2 separate regions of the Mus musculus genome follow, and region 2 is linked to region 1. The links are chromatin contacts, found by Hi-C or POLR2A ChIA-PET in ENCODE. All regions are on one chromosome and are shown on one strand. The core of a region is the stretch at or near the end of the contact, and the rest is flanking DNA. Distances in the headings are between cores, read along the strand shown. Region 1 overlaps Epb41l2 (erythrocyte membrane protein band 4.1 like 2). Region 2 overlaps Epb41l2 (erythrocyte membrane protein band 4.1 like 2).

The links. Hi-C counts contacts between places; a loop is a spot of excess contacts on that map. ChIA-PET counts read pairs that join two places held with the same protein, here RNA polymerase II (POLR2A).
Region 2: a map of regulatory T cell shows a loop between it and region 1 (2.4-fold over the local background). The contact joins two enhancer-like sites. A Hi-C loop is called at or near these places in 3 of 37 maps with a recorded cell type or tissue (T-helper 17 cell, heart and regulatory T cell). POLR2A ChIA-PET finds 5 or more read pairs at or near these places in 1 of 5 experiments (embryonic stem cell).

Annotation. Positions count from the first base shown.
Region 1 is chr10:25,400,860-25,408,477 of GRCm38, reverse strand. The region is part of intron 1 of Epb41l2 (erythrocyte membrane protein band 4.1 like 2); the gene reads right to left. Among named protein-coding and RNA genes, the nearest start is that of Epb41l2, 45 kb to the right of the region's middle. Within about 2 kb of position 3,627, at least 1 of the 3 ENCODE cell types and tissues checked has a DNase peak (open chromatin) inside an H3K27ac peak, as active enhancers do.
Region 2 is chr10:25,444,687-25,452,221 of GRCm38, reverse strand. The region is part of intron 3 of Epb41l2 (erythrocyte membrane protein band 4.1 like 2); the gene reads right to left. Among named protein-coding and RNA genes, the nearest start is that of Smlr1, 88 kb to the left of the region's middle. Within about 2 kb of position 2,746, at least 2 of the 3 ENCODE cell types and tissues checked have a DNase peak (open chromatin) inside an H3K27ac peak, as active enhancers do.

The DNA of each region.
Region 1 (7,618 bases), core at 2,378-4,877:
ATCAATCGCAGCATCCCAGGGAGAGCACAACTCACAGTATCCGTGGTGGAGCCCTAAGAGTGCTGGGAGCCCACACCTGCCGTCGTCTGCCACCACCTTGCTCGCCTGCCAGCCCTGAACAATCCAAGGACGCCTGGATTACGATAAACCCTTAAGCAGCAGTGCTGACACAATTCAGTCCCAGCGCTTAAGTCAGAGGCGGCACAGGCCAGGCCAGGAATAGTGCCACTAACACTAGGACCCAAAGATAAACACAAGCATCTCTAAGAAGCAGTGTTTCCTTCCAGTCACAAAATTAATTCCTGAGGTAGTTTACCTGTTTCTCCAGCCAAACAGAAAATATTCCCAAATGTGAGAGCATACACAACTACTAAGTATGATAAATCAACAAGCAAAAGATAATCAAGAGATGAGATCACTCTGGCAACAGAGTTTAGCACCAAAAACAAAGTTAAAACAAAAACATTACTATTCCCTTTCCTTTTTTAAAGGAAGAAATCGTGCTTGTGTACTGAAGACACATCTCACACATGGGCACGACCATGACGTGCCACAGCTGCTTATGCAATCAGTCATACCTGCTACACATCATGGTCAAGAAGTGGGGTACGGATGCCTCCAACAGCTACTCTAACAAGAAGCAATGTAGGGCTGTCACAGTCAATCAAAAGGAAGACTCTTTACAGTGGGAAAAAACAAAGTTTGGCATAGAGGACATACACATCTACCATCAGCTACATATAGTGAATTAGTAAGCAAAAACTATTCAAGGGAAATGAAAGAACTTAGGTTCATTATAAGAAACACTGAGTGCTGCCACAGGGGAAAAACAATTTTTTAGTTGTTTTCCCTATCATAACTAACCACCTGGCCTGCTGTAGTTGCCCAGGTGCTGCTTGTATCTTGATGTTAACTCTGCTTCCTCAAGAGGGGCTGCCCCAAGGAGGAGCAGATGATGCCCTCAGGTGATCCTTCTCACTGAACCTTCTCCCCATCCTGACTGGTCACATAAAGCTAAGGCAGATGGCTGGGCAGGGCAGGGGGGAGTACAGGAGGTCTCAGAGAGATGGAAGAAGAGAAGATGGTTGGAAGATGGAGCAGAACCACATGGTCTGGAGAAGCCACAAGTAGCAAGGGGTCTCATAGCTGGGAAATAAATTAGTATAGTGATAGATCGTCCCAATCTATATTATTATATATTATACTATAAACATAATAACTGGTTGTGGTTTTTTACATGGGCTTATGGGGGGTAAGAAATTACCACAACATAAACCAATTTGTTATATTTCTCTAATACCTAAGATGTCATCTCTAGAGAACTTTCCATACCCATCCCAATCACTTTTTAAATCTTGTAGGAAATTACATATCAACTTTGCCAAGTGACAACTAGACTTAGACTCACCTCGATATCTGGCTGTCTGTTTTTCCATCTTTCTATTCTTGCTCTCTCCCTACCTACAAATAGATGCAGTGATTCAGCCCTCCTCACTCCCTGCTGATGAAGAGTTTCAAGACTAAGAATCTCCAACCTCCCTCCTCGCTGCAATAGCTCTCAGAGAAGGGCAGCCGTGCTGGCTGAGTCCTTCCTACAGGACCAGTACCAGGGAGGCTAAGACAGGGTGAATGACGGGGTCAGGGTAGCCTGCACCAGTTCCAGGCCACAGATACAGACTCAGAAAATAAAGCAAGAAACTGGGTGCTTCCCCACCTGCTTCTTGGTACTCCTCCACCTCTCACCAACGTTTGTCTCAGCTCATATACAGTCCTGAAGATTTACAACGACTGCAGAGATGTCCGTGAGTTTGAAGCCATAATAAAACTATACCTTTAACCAAAACACAAGTGCCAAATATGCCAGACTTGCTCATTCCTCAGAGATACTCCTTAGATCAGCAAGGCCAGCCTAAACCCAAGAGATCCTGTTTCCCCACGTGCTCCCCAAGGGTCAGAACATCTTCAGTAAGACATGAAAAGAGCCCTTGACAGCCCCCTCTAGGAAGAAGGGAGAGGAATAAAGAGAAGGGGATGGAACAAGAGAACAACAACCTTGTTCCTGTGTGGAAAACCTGGCATGGTTAACAATGCTGAGCCAAATTTAAGAGCAGAGTAAATGGCAGAAGAATATGTGTGAACAACAGCCAATGGAATTAGAAAGCTACAAATTCTTATAGGAATTCGGTAATATATAGGCAAATACATTCCAGAATAAAACATAGGTGAGATGTGAGTTACTTCATCAAAACATTTTTTTAAAGCTCTCAAGTATGCTGGAGAGGTGGTGGCCAGTAAAGTGCTTGCTGTGAAAAGACCGAGTTGGATCCCCAGCTCCACACTGGGGGGAGGGGGAGGGGGAGGAGGGGGAGCACAGTGTGCACATAAAGCTTCCAGGACTCTAACAGAGTAGAAAAGAAAAATATCCAAGATTCACATGCTAAAGGTAAAACACGCTTTAACTCCAACTCCTTTCAAGTCTCTACCAATAACTCAAAGGGGCAACAAAGCAGCCGAATCATAGCACTTCTCAAACCTGCCCCTCAGGTGAAATCCCAGAGTAGCTGTGTCTGGGGGGTCTCAATTGTTTATTTTTTCATACTCAGAGTGACAGAGGGACTTACCTCTCTGCGGTCAATGATCTCTAATTTACTCTAGAGCACACTCACACTTGCCAAACTCTCCCGCTCAGTGAGGCCACGCAGCGCACCGTGTGTACTTACAGGTGTCCGGACTGCACGGGCTGAGTCTAGCCTGCCTCTGAGAGTAACTGCCATCACCAGCAATGCACTGATCTTGCTTTACCTTCTTCATCTAGAGGGAAGACAACTGACAACTACTCGTTACTTAGTGTACCTTAAAGGTGTAAGTATTTTCAAAAGAGTCTGGCATGGCAAGCTACAGACAAAGACAGAGTGAGTGAAGAAAGATATCTAAGCCAAACACACAGCTAAGACCCACTTTCCAAAGCGTACACGAATGTGTTTATAGAGCATTTACTCCATAAGCTATGACTGCATAGCACAAGGATAAAAACAACATATTAATAACAATTACATGTAAAGGGAGGAATAAGACTGGCACATTATTTAAGACTCTCTGCATTGCAAAGTCTATCTAATACACCTCCGGTAAGCAGATCCAATCTCTCAAGTCCACACTTGACATTTAACAAAGTTCTTCAACCTTTAGAAAATAGGCTGGTTATCAATAGCTCTCTCAGAAAAACTGAAAATGTGGTCTTCAGGTGAGGGAGGGAGAAGAGAAGGAGAAAGGGAGAGAAAGAAGAAAAGGAGGGAGGGAGAGAAGAAGGGAGGGAGGGAGACACACACACACACAGAGTGAGAGCGAGCACCAACTGTTTTCTCAACTTCTTGTCTCTGAAGAGTCTGAAATCCCTGCCTCACCTAGTGTCTTCTCCCAAACTGTCTTGCAAGTGACACGGCTCACAGCTCACGGAACCTATAGCTGGAGTTCTATCCCATGCAGTTTTCAAAGCCTGCTGCACTGTCATCCCCTGCTCACACCCAGAACTGACTCCGTGCAGCATCTCCCAGCAGTACCTCACCACACCGCTTCCTTTAGACAAGGGCAGACCACATAGGGAAAAGACAGATGATCTGGTGGCTGTGGGGGTGATGTCACTATCAGCCCTGGCTCTGAACAGCCCACCCAAGGCTGCCTACCAAGGAAATGGCTCTTCTCCAAGCCCTAAGAGCCTCACTCAGTGAACTGCGCTCCGCTTTCAACTTTTCACAGAACACAGCATCAAATCCTGCTAGGACAATCTTAGAAGGACCAACCATTCTCAGCTCTCTTTATTGGGTAGCAGGTCTCAGAGGGACTGGGTTTTGTACTTCTATTTACAGGCAGTTCCTGAGACTAAAAACTGATTTGGGGGCCTTTGGGATTTAAAAAAAAAAAAAAAAAAAAAAAGGACAGCACAGCACATCGTTAATCCTTATCTCACCAAAACCAGACAGTAAGCATCTTAGAGAACACGCCGGCTATGGGCCTTGCCTATCAACGTAGGCTAAGGAAATCTGTCTGTCTCCAATGGCTTATCTCCATCATCAACTCAACTGTCTGTGACAGTGTTCCAGAGATGTGTGGCAGAGCCCCTGACTTCCCCATGCAAATGAAGCGTTCTAAACGCAAACACCTGCACTCACTACCCACACTCCTGCTTTCCCCACGGGCCAGGACAACCATGTGTTCCTACTTGGAAATCAACCTCTGACGGTTTTCCTCTTCTCACCATTCCCATTTCCTGTTCCCACAGTCACCCCACCTTCCAAGCTTCCCCAACTGTGACCCAGAAATATTTACTGTCTGATGCAACTCACAAAAGCATAGCAAACGCCACCGCTTTACCGGAAACCGTGTTTTCAAATGAACGGCCTTCCCTCTCCTTCCTCTCCCTCATTCACATAAGGGTTTTATAAGCACCATGTGGTCGTGAGTCTCATATTATTTACTGTTCCCCTTTAAGACCCTCAAAATAACTCTCTTGAAAACCCAGTCCACAGCTGCAACCTCACCACAACCTCAGCTTCTGGTTCTCCCTATCTTTTCAATGCAAACCTCAAACACCAATTCCAACACTTGCTTGACCGACCATAAGGAGTCTATGCCCCTACTCCCCTCCTGAAGCAGCTTGGATCCCAAACGTCATCAGCGTGGCACCTTAACTCCTTGCCCACTCTTGCACCACCCAGGTTTAGAGCTGCCCACACCCAGGTCATCTAACCCACCTATTTCATGTATGAAAGCCTCAACGAATGAAAAGTATATTTTTTGTTAAACCATCATAGAAACTGTTCTCAGTCTCGGTATTCAGGCAAGGCAACTCTTTACTCAAAACACTCAGGAGGCTGAGGCAGGACTGTCATAAGTTCAAGGCAAGCTTGAGCTAGAGAGGGAAGCCCTATCTCAAAGACAAAGAAAATAAATTATCTGACAGTTACAAACCTTAACAGGACCTTTGCTGATCCCAGAAAGTCCTACCAAGTTCTTGAGTCATACTCATTTCCACAATCACAGACATCAACTTTCTATCTGTACATACTTTAAAAAAAAAAAAAATGTCAAACTAAGCCATCCTTCAATGGAAGAGAATCTGATATCATCTCTAGCAAACTCTATACAATGCCAGACACTTGAGGAGAGGAAGAGGGAAGGGAGAGTGTGAAGGGCACAGAAGGATTTATTTGCCCATCAACTGAAGGCTGAACTCTCATAACACCAAGCTCAAGGGTGCATAGCTGCTTAGCAAGAGAGGAACCTTTACTCTCAAACAGTGGCTCTATTTTCTTCCCTAAATGATGGTAATATTTGTTGTATTCTCTTTCAAAGTAGTTCGTGTGCAGCCATGCCTTGCTTGTCCAATCACTGCTGGGTATAACAGCTTATTGTTTAACTATAATCTGTCTAACCATGCAAACACTTGGGCAATCAGGCATGGTCAATTTGCAAGAGTCAAGTCCAATGCCCTACTAATGGGCCTCTCAATGAAGGAATAACTTTCCCACAATTTATCTCTCATTTGAATCCAACTGTCTATGCTTTCACATATTCCAAAACAATCAAAATAACAACACACACTTGTTAGTTACTCTAACATGTAATATTTATACACATAAAAGATTAAACCCGAGAAAAAATTAAGTTGTCTCTCTGAAATTCAAGTCAGTACAAGTGCAGGCTGAGGCAGTCAGTCTACCTGCGCACAGCACAAGGAACCACCCAGCTCAGAGCTCAAGGGCGCTCAAGCTCCAAGACTGGATCTCTTCTGGCCTCAAGGATCATTTCCGTCACTCTCAGACCCAGCTCCTCCTGACAGGTAAAGATGGAGAGGGAGGAGAGAAGGGGAGGGAGGAAGGGTAAACCCAGGATTAGCATCCACTCTGAAAAATTGCCACTACAAAAAGATGCGTGCAAAGCTGCCAAAGTAGAAAGAAGAGTGGGCCAAAACCAGGGCTGTAAACAGGAGAAACAGGGGGCAAGAAAAACTGGAAGAACAAAAATTACTCAAGGAAACTTTACCACAACCAATCAAAACGCAGCATGTGAAGCCCAGTCAAGGAACACGTCTACAAAACAACTTGCACACCTAAGGCTAGGGGAACCCTGGTGAAGAGGGTCAGAAAAGACTGGGCGAGCCAGAGGATCTCTTCTGCAAGCCTGTTTCTCCTAGTAATGCCAGTGGCTGCACACACACTCTCACCAACGTGCGTGGCTGCCTAAACACAACCGAAGAAGGACAACAACAGACATGCCAAAATGACACAGGAAAGCCCACAGCCCTCAACCCTACACTAAGTAGTACAGTCAACTATGGAACATAGCTATGTGAGAGTATCAGACATAATAGTCTTCTCCAGGGAATAGCATGCTGACTAGTTATCCAATACCAAACGGTCAGCCCTGAAAATATACATACAAGTAACATTATACAGACGGAGCCAGTTATATTTAGGAATATGCAGTTAAATACAAATACACATACATATACATATTTAACAACAATTTTAAAAGGTCATAAATATGAAAGAGAGCAAGGAGGGGTATATAGGAGGATTTGGAATGAGAAAAGGGAAGGGAGAAAATATGTACTCATATAATCTCAAAAGTAAAATATAAAATTCACAATCACCTATACACTGCTCCTTTCATCTTAAATGTAACAAAAATCATAAATGTTATACTGCAACACCACGAGGTGACAATAAAACACACAAAAACATCCATTTCTACTAACATATGATAGAGTTATCAGGTGAAGGCAGGAAACAGAACCCTCAAAGGGTCAACTTCTGTTATTTAGCTTGGAGCGGGGGAGCAGATGGATAGACAGCCTCTTCCTCCACGTCCACAGTAACTGGACCATCTTGCTATTAGAAAGCTTCATGAGTCAGAGTCTCTAAAGAACCTGGTACACAGCCTGTGGCCTCTGCTTGCTTGAACTGGACTGTTCAACCTCCCCAGTTTTAACATCCTGCTATGAGGACCAGCACTGCTCTGACAGGATGTAGCCTCTCTGCTCTGTCTACCAATGGATCTGCCTTCCAGTGGGACTGAAAACCACTGTGCTAGATGAGGAGCAAAACCTGCTTAACACAAATACAATTATTAAAATCAACATTGCTGAGTATCACAAAACATTAAGAGAGAGGTTTTGCCCTAATCTGCTTCTTCCGTGCATTAGTGAAAAGCTTAGGTGCCCGCAACAAAAGCCAAAAGTCAGGCAGGGAGCACAGCAGCATCTGGAGCCCTCCTCCTCACCAGGGAAGCTTACTGTATGACTGGATGCTTATGTGTGGCAAAAGCTAACTTAAGTCAGAGTTCGGCGAGACACGAACCCAACCAATACTACCTTCACTCCACATGTCCAAGCACATTCCACAAGAATAATCCCTCAAGACTTTTATTCTAAAGGCTAAGGATCTGGAATAGTAACTTCCTAAAAAAGTTAGAACCATGCAGATGGGCTCCACATCCCAGCTCCGAGAGCTGTTCGGTACAAGACACCCTACCCTCTCTAACCTGCTTCTCTTGTCAGGAGCCATTCAGGTGACATCGCCCGTGTACGGATATCAGCATCGTGCTTGATACTGTCAGC
Region 2 (7,535 bases), core at 1,497-3,996, 45 kb before region 1:
TAAAAAAAAACTTCCATTCTAGCCAATTAAATAAGCATGCAAAATAACGTACTTATCTAGAAATGTGTAAAAAAATGAAAGAATGTCAACACTTATAAAATCATCTCTAAGAAAACTATCAACAGTGTCAAAATAGAAGTTGTAAGACTGCTAGAACTAATTAAAATTCTTAAAAGAATTTTTAAAACCTAACTTTAATATGTGTTACATTTAAGGTAAGAATCCACAAGTTTATTTTAATCCTGCGATGAAACAATTATAGAAAATCTGTTACATAAACTAAGATTTAGAACTGAAAACATACACTTAGTTCTGATCTCTAGACAAGGTATATATCTAGTTTAGTGAATGCACAAACATATTTATTCTCTCTCAGAGTCTCCTTCTCTTCTCTCCTCTCCCCTCCCCTCCCCTCCCCCTCCCCCTCCCCCTCCCCCTCCCCCTCTAGCTGCTTTGGTAACTCAGCCCTTCTATCTATCCTTACTCTCCTGACCCCTGGCCAGGCTCAGGCTCAGGCTCACTCTGGACTGTCCCAGATATCTCTGCCTCTGCCTCTGCCTCTGCCTCTGCCTCTGCCTCTGCCTCTGCCTCTGCCTCTGCCTCTGCCTCTGCCTCTGCCTCTGCCTCTGCCTCTGCCTCTGCCTCTGCTCTCCTTCATATCTACAATAAGCCTCCCTCCACACCTAGAACAGTCCTATCCTCCTCCTGTATTTCTTTTTGTCATTCACTACCAATAGGCGGGCACAGGCAAAGCTACCACAGGCTCAACACAGTGCCCAGGAGAAAGGATCTCTAGAAGAAAGAGTCAAAGATGATCACTCACACTTTGAGTTACTTTCAAATGGCAAGTTCATTGTTTGTCAGAAAAACAATTCTGGCATTTTAAAACCAAAAGTGGAAAGAATATTAGAGACTTGATGACTACTCAAAATTCGAATCCATCCTTTCAAGAGGAGGCATTATTAAAGAAAAGACTTTGGAATAAGGCATTGCTGATTCACCTTTTCAAGCCCAACCCAGTCAGATTCACTACTTCAAGAAAAGCCAAGAAGTCTCATAGATCCCTGCAGTCTGCCAACTCCTGAGGGGTCTCTTATGTAGAATGCTCTTACTCCTGGGCCTGAACAACCTTCTGCAGAACTATAATGAATTATTTTCACTCACTAAGGCCTGGAAGAATTTCTACAAGTCAGTGCAGTGAGGATCAGAGAAAGATGAAATGAGTAACACAAATGCTATCAAGCTATCTTAGGAAAAAAGGATAAGAAGCGTACAAAGCAGCAGGACGTGGTGGTGCACACCTTTAATCCCATCACTCTAGTAAAAGAAGTAGGATCTCTTGCAGTCAAGGCTAGCCTAGTCCACAGAGCCAGAGCAGGTTCCAAGACACCCAGAGCTACAGAGAAAAGCCCTGTTTCTGTACAAGAAAGTAAATGGGAATAATTACTCTTCAGGAGAAGTAACTTAGACAAAGTCTTACACGAATGCTCTGCAGGGAGAAAGTAAAGTTGTAGGTAAAGAAGCAATGAAAGTATTAAAGAAAATCCAACAAGAACTTAGCAGCTGCTCAACAACAAAGACTCCTTCACATGTCATTGTGTGATAACTGAACACACTAACAGCATGTGAGCTGGATATGAATCAGATGCTAGAGACCAGAGAAGAATCGTGTAGCTGAGGAACACAAGGAGAGATCATGTGACCAGAAACTTTACAACTCAGGATGTTGAGGATAAGGTCATTTTGTATGAACAGGGGAGGGAAGATAGCCTGGGGTCACACCTAACAGTCCCTAGTGACCAGCTATTTGTGGCTTAAATAAGAGTCCGTCCAGCTGCCACAAATGTAGGTTCTTTGAATTTTTCAAGTGAAACCAAAAGGTTCTACGACTTCCATGGCATGACACCCTTTGCCACTTTTTTTTTTTAAGTCCTTCAACACAATTACAACCTTAAACCTTTTTAATAACCTAAGGAATAAACTGAGAGCTGGTCAGAGACACTATGTTTGGATCTAGTCACTGTAATTTTAAATTTGCACATAAGTTATTCCCAGTTCCAAATACACGCACACATGTACACACATACCCATCTCTGTGGGATTTTAGAGTATTACAACTTCTAGATCCACTAAGATCTAGAAGTATGATCTAGAGTATGCAGATAACTTAAGGGTCACAACTGTAGCTTGAAAACAAGCCTGGTTGACAAAAGTAGACACAAAGACATAGCACACCCAAAGGCAAGGATAAGAAACTGGATTCTGGGTGTCAGAATTAGTCCAGAGAAGCACTGCAGACCTCGCTGCACTCCGTTCTCTGCTGACAGCCTGTTTTCTGACTGCCTTATTCATTAATCAGGACAAATGGTTGTGACATTTCTGTGTGGGCTAAAACAATGCCTTCAATTCACAGACAAAACTAACACGAGGGAAAACGCACACATGCCAGAGGAAAATGTGAGCTTTTACTCAGGGCGCACACACAATCACACTTCTCAAGCCTCCCCAGTCCAGACTTATTCCAACTTTCAAAACTGCACACAGATTTACAAGCCCGAGAAAGTCCAGCTCAATCCTAGAAAGACAGGAAGCCAATGTTTTCATTCTTGCTGAATCTGAGGCCAGAAGAAAAGGCAGGAAGTCACTTGCCCAAGACCTAGGGAGAGTCAATAGGAAGTAAACATAAGCATCCTGCTGCCCCACGGCTTCACATCAACCTCACTGGATCGCTCCTTACAGGAAGAGCCCTGCTGCTTTAGCACACCGAGTGGGTAAGTGACTTCTGCTGCAGCGACATAGAGACTCCCACAGTCGAGTGTCTGCAGCCAGCATGCAGAATCCAAAGACCCTAAAATTCTGCACAACTCAAGCTCTGGTACCAAATTAGGTTGCCATGTATCACTTAAATAACAGAATGGGATGAAAGTTGATATGGCCTTCATTTAAAAATATAATACTCCTCATTGCCTAGGTGGTACACACCTTTAATCTCGGCACTCAGGAGGCAGAGGCAGGGAGATCTCTGTAAGCTGGACTACATGGACAGTTCTAGGCTATTCAGGGCTAGATATATTTTGAAATTTTTTTTCTCGAAAGTAGTAGTAAAAATAATAATCCTCAAAAGTATTAAAATTGTGTGCAATTCAATTTATCAAACGATATTCTAGAATAATATATAAACAGCAATTTTCATGGACAATAATGAAAAGGTACTTAACAATCTGAAACAAATGCATAAAGATATAGTAGGCTTTGGATAAAAGGAAAAGCATTAAGTCACAGTGAACTATCACTTCCTAAGCCTGAGCGCACACAACTGAGTGCACACTGTCAAACCATTTCCATGGGGTCCTCTGAGCTTAAACAATCCATGTCTAATGTACTGTGTCCAATCACTGCTTGTCACTTCCACCTTCTGGGACTCTGGCAAATGTGTGTGACATTCTTTAACGTGTTAATTTTAACCTGCAGCTCCTTTCTCAAAAGAACTTCAACTTCGAAGGTGACAGAAGTGTTTGAAACCAGTTTATTTGGCAGCTGTCTTTATCCTGGGGCTCTAGAGCAAAATAAACAGGTTTCAGGGGGTCCCTGAGAGAAAAAAAATTTTGAAACAGGAACTCCACCCCCCCTCAAAAAAAAAAAAAAAAAAAAAAAACCCAAACCAGTAAGGCAAGTCCCATGAATTCTACTGTCGCAGATCCTGGAGGAGGCTGAGGGGAGAGCACTCTCAGTTCAGGTGTTCGAGGCCATCCTTAGTAACTTAGTTACACCCATGTCAAATATGTTCTTGTCAATATCCATTCCTCCTCTACACGCATACATGGGTATACAGAAATGAACATATTACATAGATTTACAAAGCAGTAAAAATAATATGTATATGAGTACCTTACACATATCCTGAATGTTAATTCTATCTGTCGAGTGATGACGATTAGATAGGACAAGCCAATCTTACAGAGTTATGTTTCCTAGCATTAAAGACATTCAATATTACATCAGATAGTCAAAGACGGACCCTTCACTGACAAAACCCTGATAGGTAGGTAATACAAACAGCAGTTTGCCACACTGACAAGTCACATAAAGCCCGTCGCCTACGTGGACCACGCATGCGTATGCTAACAGTGCAGTGGACCACGCATGCGTATGCTAACAGTGCAGTGAACTGTTAACACCCCACCCCTCAGCTACTGCAACAACACAGCCAACACTTTCCAAATCTTAACTGGCAGCTTGGCCTTTTCAGTCCCACTATTCCTGGCCCCTTTGCTCTAGGGGTCAGTTTTAATCTTATACTGGCATTTGACGTCTTCCAAATCCTGTCTATTCAATAAAGACCCTGTGAATGGACATTCTATATAGACTTCCTACAGTGGTCAATTTTCTTTTATTTGTTTTTCAAGATGGAGTTTCTCTGTATAGCCCTGGCTATGCTGAAACTCACTCTGTAGAGCAGGTCTGCCTCTGCCTCTGCCTCCCAGAGTGCTGGGATAAAGGTGTGCAGCACCGCTCCTGGCTGGTGCCAGTTATCTAATGGTTTCCTCTATCAATGTGGGTGAGAAATGACTAGGCCCTCCTTACTGACATGTCGTATAGAACCTAAGACCAACTGAAAATCAGACACAGCACATACAGAAATAGAGAGCCTCAACAGGCACGGCACATACAGAAATGGAAAACAACGAGAAATACAACACTTACTGGCAGTTCTCCCAAGCCACCAAAAACCCCTATGTGCCTTACACTGTATGTGCCTTTCTTGACTGCTCAGAAATGCATTAATAGCCAGTTTCCAACATATACTTCCTCAACTAGAACTCAGACACTAATTTCCGGTGTAGATCTGCTGGAGCCCAGACAGCAGCATGAGCACATCAGCCAGGAGTTTAGGCCAGCACGGGACAGGAAGCATGAGGGTACCCAACCATGGCTCACAACCTCGGCACTCCACTCCTGAGGAGCACATGCAGCAGGGCTGAGAAGACAGAGATCCAAACTAATGTTACCAAGCAACCACAGTGAGAAGAAAATTTAGATGAAAGAAACATTCATTACAACGGGAGACACAGCACATGACTTCTGCACTACGCCAACACCTACTAGGAGGAGGGTACCAGATTTTATTTTGCTTTGTGCCTGAAAAGAATAAGACATTCACTCAGCACAGTTGCTATAATGCTGATTTATGATCTACTGTCTTCAAAAGTTTCTTCTTAAAGTAGACTGTTAAACAATCCCATATTAAAGAAAAAGAATTTAAGTGCATACTCTCATAAAATCACGAGACTCTTATAATACAGCTTAATTCTTGACAAATTAAAGGACTAAGTGGCAGCTTTTAGCCCTGGGTATTATCTAAGTCCTTTGGGGAACACAACAAACAGATTCTCTGCAAGCAACAGAATCAATCATAGAAGACTAGCTACACTTTGACTTTGTAGTATTCTAAAATTAGATCAGAGATCTAATAAACACACATTAACACAAGCACAGGAGGAGCAAACTTCAAATCAGTGTCTATAAAATACAGACAATTCCCAAAAAAGAACAATGAAAGTGGGGAGCAAGTAAGCAAAGAGATACCCCAAACTCAGGCAGCAAAATACAGTCACAGGCATCTGGGCTGTGAGAAAACCTCTGTAAATTCACTAGTTAAAATGCTACTATAGTAGTAATATTAGTATCTAGTAAAATGCCACTATAGTAGTAATATTATTATCTAGTAAAATGCTACTATAGTAGCAATATTAGTATCTAGTAAAATGCTACTATAGTAGTAATATTAGTATCTAGTAAAATGGATTCAGGTATAATACAACAATCAGGGAAACAGCCAACAATATATAATTCTGAAGTTAATAATCTAGCCTAAGATTTTAGAAAATAGCCGGGCTTTAATTCCAGCACTTGGGAGGCAGAGGCAGGAGGATTTCTGAGCTCGAGGCCAACCTGAGAGAGAGAGAGAGAGAGAAAGAGAGAGAGAGAGAGAGAGAGATTGATTCTAGAGATTTTAGAGATTTTAGAAAATATAAATTTACAGGAATACTAAGGTAAGTTATGAAATGAATACAGCCATTTTAACACACTTAGAAATCAATCGCCAATGCAGTTAAACAGGACAGTCATGAAACAGACATAATTAATTGGATCAAGGACAAATCCAAACCTCTGTATAAAGAAAAGAATGCATGTTTATGGAACTCTACGAGAACTATGCTAACGAGATATCCTGGTGTGAGGTCTTAAACACAACAGAATCTACTTTAGACCACATTCTGAGCACAATGCAATAAAAAAATTTGGATTCGGAAAAAAAATAAATAAATAACCTCTCCCACAGCACGCCCATGGTATATACACACACTGAAAATCCTAAATCAGATGCATAAATTCCAAAGTCAAACTAAACTGTAATGCTATGGAAAATACTAGAAGATGAAATGAAGACCCAGAAAAGCAGTATTTCTAAGTATTAAACTCAAAAAATCAGAAAACACAGGAATGGGGGTGGGGGCAGGGTAAGCAAAGGGGGAAATATTACAAAGTAAAAAATAATCAGTAAACAAAACTTAGTTGTTGGTTTTGGAAGGAAAATAACACAGTAAATTTGCAACAAAAATGTAAGTAAGGAAAAAGAAAAGGAGTATTTATTCGTGGTGTTGATTGTTCTGTATCCTGATACTTTGATGAAGGTGCTCATCTGCTATAGAGTTTCCTGGTGACCTAGGGTCCTTTATGGATACAATCATGACTTCAGCAACTAAAGATGCTTTGACTTCTTCCTTTCCTAGTTGTATCTTGTCTTTCAGTTGTCTCACTGCTCCTGCTAAGATCAAGCATGATACTGAATAGGTATGGAGAAAGTGGACCCTTGCCTTGTCTGTTGGCCATGGGCTTAACCATGTATTAGGAGGTGGAGCCTCCTTAGCGCACTCAGACAAGATGGTAAAGGAGCTGCTAGCCTTCTCTGACCCTGCACATGATATGCATGATATGTGAACCCCAAAGGGGTCTGAACCCACAGACTGAAAATCACTGGACTCTATTCTTTAAAAGCTACCTCTTCTAAAGTATTTTGTTATAACATCAAGTACCAACTAAGATAAAGATTCTTAATTCTCTGTTACTCTAGTTTTGAAATGCCTCAGTGCCAGAACTATTATATACGCATGGGTCAAGAGGATTTATAAAAAGATAAGAAAATCAATTATAAGTGCTCCCTGAGTATCCTTGCCTGGCAATCGAGTATCTTCAAATATAATAAAAGCACTGTTCTACTAGATAGCCACAGGTGTTTTAGCAAGCTGTTAAATATGAATGCCACTGGAGATGGCACATGCCTTTAATCCCAGCACTCACTTGGCAGACAGAGGCAGGAAGATCTCTGTGGGTTCAAGGCCAGGCTAATCTACACATCAAGTTCCTGGACAGCCAGGGCCACTTGCAGAGAAACCCTGTCTCTAAAAACCAAAATGAAGAAAAAAAGAAAAAAAAAAGGCTGTCAGGAATTTGGCTAATTTTTAGTCAGCTCA